Regions from separate parts of the Homo sapiens genome. Here region 1 is linked to region 2. The links are chromatin contacts, found by Hi-C in ENCODE. All regions are on one chromosome and are shown on one strand. Each heading gives the region's core, a stretch centred on a gene start or an enhancer-like site at or near the end of the contact. The rest is flanking DNA. Distances are from core to core; before and after follow the strand shown.

Region 1 (3,800 bases), core at 857-3,356, 120 kb before region 2:
TTTTTTAAATTTGATATCATTCCCATGCTCTTCTTATTTTACTATGGTTTTGTTTTGCATGTTTTAAAACTTCATATTAAATTATAATACATATTATATGCATTCATCTGTCGTTTTCTTTTTCCCCTTGACTTTGTAATCATGAGATTCATCTATGTGGTTATATATACACATACATATATCAAACATTTATATATCACATACATATATAATATATACATATCACAGTTTACATATTCATTACTAAATATTGCTAAATTGTTTTACAAAGGGGCTATACCAGTTTGAATACCCACTATCAATATATAAAAGAATTCTTGTTGCTTTGTATCTTTAACAAAACTTGGTAGTTTTTGCAGTCTGGTGGGTGAAATGGTACCTACCTCATTGAGGTTTTAGTTTGTATTTCTGGTTGTTAATGAGATTAAGCATGTTTATTTCATCAGATTTCAACTCTTTGAATAATCTGTTTATATCTTTTGAGTGTTATTCTATTGAGAGGTTTTGGTTTGGTTTGGTATTTCTCATTACCTTATAGGAATTCTTCATGTATTCTGAATGTTAAACCTTTCTCATTTCTGTGCACTGCAAGAATCTTTCCTCAGCGTGGCTTGTCTTTCTACTTTGCTTATGGTGAATTTTGGTGCACAAATATTTTAGGTTTTCACATAGTTACATTTTATCAGTCTTTCACTTTTGCTTTGTCTAGATCTTGTCTAAGAAATACTTCCCTACCTCAAGATCGTATTTTCCGGTCAGGCATGGTGGCTCACTCCTATAATCCCCGCACTTTGGGAGGCCAAGGCAGGTGGATCACCTGCAGTCAGGAGTTTGAGACCAGCCTGGCCAACATGGTGAAACCTCATCTCTACTAAAAATGCAAAAATTAGCTGAGTGTGGTGGCGGGCACCTGTAATCTCAGCTACTCGGGAGGCTGAGGCAGGAAAATCACATGAACCCAGGAGGTGGAGGTTGCAGTGAGCCAAAATCACCCCACTTGCACTCCAGTCTGGGCGACAGAGTGAGACTCCATCAAAAAATATATATATATATATTTTCCAGTATTTTCATCTAAAAGCTCCAAGTTTTGCATTTCACACTTAGTCCTTCAAATCTTTCTTGAGCTTAATATTTGTGTTTGATTTGGGGTAGTGATCCATTTTCTTCCATTTGGAAAACCAGCGGTCCCAGTACCCATTTATTGACTAGCCCACCTCTTCCTCACCAATCCCGCAAGGCCATTTCTGTCATCTGTCAAGGCTTGGGCTCTCTGCCCTGTTCCACTGGTCTTTTTGTCTACCCCGGGTGACAAACATGCTGTCTTAATTACTTTATTTAAAAAAATAAAAGGGTCTTTGGCATTCAGTAAAGCAAGTTCCTCCACCTCTCCACCTCATTCTTTCTCAAAATTATTTTGGCCATTTTGGGCACAACTTTAATCTTTCTCCTCTCCTTGATTTGCCCTAGCCTACTACAAGCAATCAAATGGCAAGACTTAAAGTAAGCAGAAGGGAGAAATCAAGCCAAAGCCAGCCCTGGGTAGTCCATAAGCTGAATATTTGGTTCCTAATAACTAAGACATTGCTGTGTAGTCAAGAGTATAGACAGCCTATATATTAATAAAAGTAGAGTATGTGTTTACAAAAAAAACAAAACTATTTTTTTAAATCTTTTCCAGGCTATAACAAGGGCCACATTTAAAAATAGAAACTGGAGCCCATCCTCTGGTCAGTACCAAGGTTCTTGCCTTTATTTTTAAAAATACTACTTTTAAATCTATTTTTTGCATACAGATAGTCACAGAGAGTTTTGTGAAATAGTGCTAAAACTGTTCACTTTTGCCTAGATCCCTCAGAACATCCAAACCAAAGGTCAGTCACTAGGAGACATCCCAGGAGCATGCTAATTCCATCACAGCAGGGCCTAAGAATGAGGTCATCTTTCTCTCATTCAAGGGAGACCTTAGTTTCCTGCTCTCAGCGACACTTCCATAGCCTCATGATAGCTGCTTGGTGTTCTACAGTGTCTCCAGATCCAGACCCTCTTATATGGACCGCAGGACAAAAGGACTCTGGCCACCCAGCAGGCCATGGGCATGCTGTCCACGTGAGTTGGCGTCCCTCACACTTTCTCTATCTCATTCCCTTTCCATTCAGAATCTCAAGAGAAAGCTGGTTCTAGAAGGTTCTGTGTAACCTTCTCTGGAATGTTTTGCTGACTTCCCATAACTTGCATAAAGGACAAGTTCCTTTGAAACCCGAGTTGTAAAAGATCTTCCTTGCCCAGGTATTTAAAAATAATTCATCCTTTAAGTCAGAAATATATGCTGGATGTTGTCTTCCTGCAGACCAGCCCCTGCAGGCTAAGGCACCTGCTGCAGGGGGAGGGCCCCGGGAATCCCTGTGGCCTCCTGCAGCCCTGCTTCCGGCTTCCCTCTGCCCTCGGATGCCCGTCAGGACTGGAGCCGGAAGGTTCACTGACTGACCTTAAAGGCTGGCCCCTACGTCCTTTCTCAGCCCGAGCAGAGGCCCAGCGCTCTGCCGTGGAGGGCCTACCTCACAGAGCCTGGTCCGCAGAGAGCAGCCCCAGGGCTGCCTGAGTCTGCTCAGGGAAACAGGGCCACAGCCCGGAGCAGACACAACCTGGCCAGCAGGGCGCCATCCCCTTTGAGGGCAGGGAAGGCGAGCCAGGGAGGCCTCCAGTGCAACCCTGACCATCCTCCTCACCCATGTCCTGCTCACCAAGCCAGCTAAGGGTTGAGGGCCTCAGCTCAGTGAGGATGGTCACAGGTGATTTTAAAAGATGGGAGGGGCCAGGCGAGGTGACTCATGCCTATAATCCCAGCACCTTGGGAGGCCGAGGCGGTGGATCACTTGAGGCCAGGAGTTTGAGACCAGACTGGCCAACATGGCAAAACTTCGTCTCTACTAAAAATACAAAAATTAGCTGGGCGTGGTGGCATGTGCCTGTAATCCTGGCTACTCGGGAGACTGAGGCATGAGAGTTGCTTGAACCTGGGAGGCGGAAGTTGCAGGGAGCCGAGATGGGGCCACTGCACTCCAGCCTGGGTGACAGAGTGAGACTCTGTCTGAAAAAAAAAAAATTAAAAAAATAAAAGATGGGAGGAAAACATCTCATGTTTTATGCTCTGTGCTACAATTCTCCTCTCATTTATAGCCCCTACCAAGTCTTCTCATAAATGGGTCTGGGCACCTGCTGGGCAGCAAAGGCTGGATGGGAACGGTGTGGGGGGCTGAGGGGCACCACACTCACCCCACCCTCTGCTTGTCTGCAGGGCCCCCAAGGTTGCTTCGAAGCCAAGGCAGGCATCAAAAGCCAAAGTGGCCTTCTGCACCAGCATCCCTCAGGACACCCTGCTGGGGAAGGCCCGGCCCGGCACAACAGCAGACTGAGGCCCCCACCCTGAAAAAGCCTAGGACATTCCTGGGCACTGTCATTTAGGGTGCTGTACAAATCACCTCCGCCTAGAAAATGGAATTCAACAGTCAGGATACAGATTTCCAAGGCCAACTGTTGGCCCCAACATGCAACAGTGAGACCATAAGCCTCCCGTGGGCCACATTTTGACAGTGGATGCCCTTCAGGGTGATATATGCTATAAAGCAGTTTTCTATCACCTAAGTGGTTTTTCTTGCCAACAAGAATTTTTACCCATCAGCACTACTGTGGCTGAAAAACTTCTCTTCAACAGTTCAGTGCGCCCTGTGCAGGAGTCAGCCCGGCATCTGCTTGTACACACAGCTCCTTGCATAGGTGTGGAGTTAGATCTGGACAGTGAA
Region 2 (4,200 bases), core at 1,607-4,106:
GGGTGGTAACAGAATCGGGCTGTGTCTTTCTTTTTTCTTTCCACTGCACTCCAAGCTGAAATGACAGCAACAGATGGTCTGGTGGAACCTAAGAAGGTCTGCAGCATCGGGGAAATTAAAAACACATACACACTCTGAGAAATCCAGAGACAGAGAGAGAGAGAGACAGACAGACAGAGAGACAGAGAGAGCATATGCATGTGTGTGGCCCTGGGGCAGGTCAAGAACTGAATTATTTGGGGTACTTCCAAAGCCTCTTCAGACAGCACGCCTGCCTCCTGGAAACCAGACACACCAACAGTGAGGAGCCCTATACAGACAGCACAGCTCCCAGGGGATGTCGTGCGCCTTTCGCTGTGTTTCAGCACTAGAGCGCCGCGGGACCTGGGATACAGCCTTACCGGAAAGCCTAATTCTTAGTTTCCTGCTTCCTTGCTACAGGAAATCAGATTCCCAAGTAGACATGATTTGCTCAAGCTCTTTTTGGAAAGAGGCTACCAAAGTTCAGGCAATGGTTCAGCTATGTAAAACTCCAGTCCATTAGGACGTAGCACATGTTGAAATGATTAATGTGCAACTGCTGTGTGTCATCTTGGCCATCAGTAACCATCAAAGCCACAGCAAAAGTTGAAATAAATACAGGAAAATCCTTTAACTGTTTTAAGCCAACTATACTTTTCCAGCAGATGAAATTACCATTACTTTTCCCATTAAAATGCAAGGAGACTGGGTAGAGTAAGACAGATCTCTAAAGCAATCCTTGGAAGGAACCCTCTGACTCATGAAATCACTCACAGGCCTAGGGGCAGGGAGGAGCTTCTGGGAGCACCTCGGTGTAATACTGCTCTACAATAAGCCCCTAAGTGGGCAGAATCTCCTCTATTTTGTAGATGAGGAAGATGAGATTCAAAGAGCAAATCACTTTTTTTCCTCGTCCTAGTTCTCCAACATGTAAACTGGAAACAGTACTTGCCATCCACAACCGTGAAACCCAACTTTCTAGAAAGAAGCATAGAGAAAACAATCAAAAAAGAAATAGTATCTCCCCTTCCAAAACGAAAGACAAAAAACCTTTCTCGGCCGAGCATGGTGGCTCAGGCCCATAATCCCAGCACTTTGCGAGGCCTAGGCGGGCGGATCACTTGAGGTCAGGAGTTCGAAACCAGCCTGGCCAACAAGGTGAAACCCCGTTTCGACTAAAAATACAAAAATTAGCCGGGCATGGTGACGGGCGCCTGTAGAAGCAGCTACTCGAGGGGCTCAGGCAGGAGAATTGCTTCAACCCGGGAGGGGGTGGGGGCGGGGCGGAGGTTTCAGTGAGATGAGATTGCGCCTTTGCACTCCAGCCTGGGTGACAGAGACTCTGTCTCAAAACAAACACACAAATAAACAAAAAACCCTTTCTCAATCTCTAGGCCAACTAAAACGTCCACGAAAAATGTAACTAATCCATACAATTGGCTAATCGCTACCTTCCCTCCTTAACTCGCCTAAAATCAGCAGAAAAGCAACTCTAAGTCACAGCTTTTAGAGCAAGTCATAAAAGAGCGTAAATCGCCTCTAAAGTTGCCTTCCAAGAAAAGGTAGAGGAGCCTTTATGAGATTTTTTGTTCCCTACCGAGACGTGTGGCGGGAGAAAGTGGCCAGTCTGCGGCTGAGCTGCTGCTGGGGAGGGCGGGCCACCTGCGGCCAGGGCGCCTAACGGGTCGGACTGGACGTGTAGGGGCCGGAACAGCCGGTCACCGCGCCCTCCTTCCCTCGGGAAACGGGTCTCATTCTCACACCCGGCCCCGCCACATGTCCCCACAAGGAGAAGGGAAGGGGCAGGAGGTAAAGAGGCACTTTCTCAGCATCCAAGGGCGCTACTCTTGCTCCTATCCGAGCACCTCAGGGGCTGGTGGGCTTTGGGGTGTTTTGTTTCACGTGCTTTCAGATTCAGAAGGTGCACCCGCTCTGCCTGGTTTTCTGGAGATAGGGCCAAGCATGGCACCCCCTGGGGCCCGGGAAGCGACAGGCTCGGGGACGCGCGCGCTCCAGGGCCAGAAATGGCACGAAGCCCGGGCTCCGGCGACCCCGACCCGCTCCACCTCTGCGCCCCCGACCACAGCCGAGGCGTCCCGGCGCAGGGAAGGTGGCGGGGGCGGAAGGGGCGCTGGCAGTAACCCGAGCGGCCGTAAAGAATTCTCCCCCACTGTGCGGTTCCCATTTCACAGACAAGACAGCGGAGACCCTGGGAAGGCAGGGACTTCCCCACGCTCCCGCGCCTGGGAAGCAAGCCCGGGTCAGTCCCGGCGCCCGGTGTCCCCGGGGGACCTCCGAGAGAAGCCGTGACCGAGGCCGGGCGCCGAGGCCGGGGCGCGCGTGGAGTTGATGCTGGCAGTGCCTCTTCCGGCTCCCCCGAGCATTTCCTCCCCCTTCTTCCCGGGAGGGACTTAAACGCTCCCGAGGGTGAGTGCGGGGGCCCCGCCGGCCCCGCACTCGACGTCCAGGCCCCCCGCTCGCCGGTCCGCCGCTGCAGTTCAGTCCCGAGGCAACAACAGGTGCGCGGCTCGCCGCACCCCGGCGCCGGCTCCGGGGAAAGTTTCCCTGGCCGCCGCGCGCTGTTTACGGGATCCTGTTGCAGCGCGCGGGCCCGGGGCTTTCCGGCAGGTCGAGCCATTGAAACCCGAGACGCGGGGAGGAGCTGTCGCTGCGCTCCGGGAGGAACGAGGGCGGCCCTGGGCCTGGCCAGAGCGGCTCCCCTTACCTGTGACTCAACAGGCGGCCTCAGCCTCCATCCTCGGGCTAGGCTGGCGCCGCGCCCCGCCCCGGAGGCTGTCCCTGTGCCCCTGGCGTCCTCCTCCCTCTCCCATTCCTCCCCAGGGGCTGCCCCCGTTCCCCGCTCCCCGGCCCCTTCCCCTCCCCCAGGGTCACCACCCAACAGTCTTCCCAGCTACCAACCCCTGGCTCCCCAGAGAGTTTGCAAAGATTGTGGGCTCCACCTTCCCACCTGATTCGCCACCCCAGGAGAATTTACTATTTCTCTTTCATTTGTGGGGAGAAGACACCGTTAACGCCCCCACCCCCCGCTCACACGCCCACCCTCGCCGGTGCCCCGGGCCTGAACGCGGCACATGTCAACCCCCTCCCACGCCCCTTCACACTTCTATTATTTCTGTTTCTTTGGACAAGAATCATTTGCGTTAACCTTTTTTGAAAACGTTCAAGTTTCACTCCAGTAAGCTTCCTAGAAGGAAGGAGGAGGTGAGGGAGGAGAGAGAAGGAAGAGGAGGAGGAGGAGGCTTTGGCTGCAGCGGCGGCGGGGGCGGCTTTTGAGGAGGCTGCGGCGGAGGCGGTTTTGGCGACTTTGGCGGCGAAAATTTAGACAGTTGAAAAATAGGCCAAAGCACACTGAACCTGCAGGACATCCCGTAATCTTTTCTGCCCATTTCAAAGTCTTTCCCTGTCCTCACCCAACTATTACAGGCCGCTTTTGCTGAAACCTGACAATGTCATTTAGTAAATGTTCAGCTAGTATTCATTTGAAATAGAAATAACCAACAGCAGGTAATTTCTTCTTGGCCTGTTTCTGCGTGTTATCCAAGGGGAGGTGGAATACAGTGGTGGTTTTAAAATGCCAGCAGCCTAGGAACCCAAAGGCCTCAGCAGCCTGGCACCTCCCCACCCCCCTGCGGCTCTTAGGGGCCGAAAGATTGAGGGTCGTGATCAACTCAGTATACCACTGGAGGCCACGTGAGTAAGCAGCAAACTGTTTCTCATGAGAGCAGGGTGTTGGCAAACTGACAACCTGTGTCTGCCGCCCAGAAGGACTGCTGAGGGCAGTCACCACCCAGGTGCAAGTGTTTAGGATTAGACACAACTGAAGCCTGTTAGTAATGAGAACTTGTGATAATCAAACAGCTGACCAGTCTTAGGGCCTCCTCCCTGCTCATTCTCCCAATGAATGCGAAGGGCTGTGGAAGCTCGGGGGGCTGCCTTCGCTCACTAGAAGCAGGGAGCTCCCTTCTTCCCGGTTTCCCCTTCCTTTAAAACAGATTTCTTTAATCATTTCTACGTTTGTCCTTTCGTTCAGTCCTGTAATGACGGTCTCAAGTAGTAACAATAACTGTCGTAGTGACGGTCTCAAGTAGTAACGGTAATAACTGTCATAGTGACGGTCTCAAGTAGTAATTGTGGCAGTCAGCCACAGGCACACAGGAC

What was found. Hi-C counts contacts between places; a loop is a spot of excess contacts on that map. Pooled maps may share reads with other maps.
Region 1: a loop to region 2 is called in a map of transverse colon, with 11 times the contacts of the local background. The contact joins the promoter of TTC23-AS1 here to the promoter of LUNAR1 in region 2. A Hi-C loop is called at or near these places in 1 of 168 maps with a recorded cell type or tissue (transverse colon) and 1 of 50 pooled maps.

What each region holds. Positions count from the first base shown.
Region 1 is chr15:99,137,623-99,141,422 of GRCh38, reverse strand. TTC23-AS1 (TTC23 antisense RNA 1) reads right to left here and starts at 2,106. Exons shown (of 2, transcript NR_186223.1): 1 at 384-2,106. TTC23 (tetratricopeptide repeat domain 23) reads left to right here. Exons shown (of 14, transcript NM_001288615.3): 13 at 2,024-2,106; 14 at 3,296-3,800. The coding sequence ends at 3,413. It also overlaps a transcript of SYNM not described here.
Region 2 is chr15:99,013,360-99,017,559 of GRCh38, reverse strand. It overlaps LUNAR1 (leukemia-associated non-coding IGF1R activator RNA 1), which reads right to left and starts at 2,856. Exons shown (of 4, transcript NR_126487.1): 1 at 2,747-2,856. RefSeq lists enhancers at 1,668-1,797, 1,507-2,282, 2,648-2,747 and silencers at 1,988-2,047, 2,118-2,187, 2,408-2,487.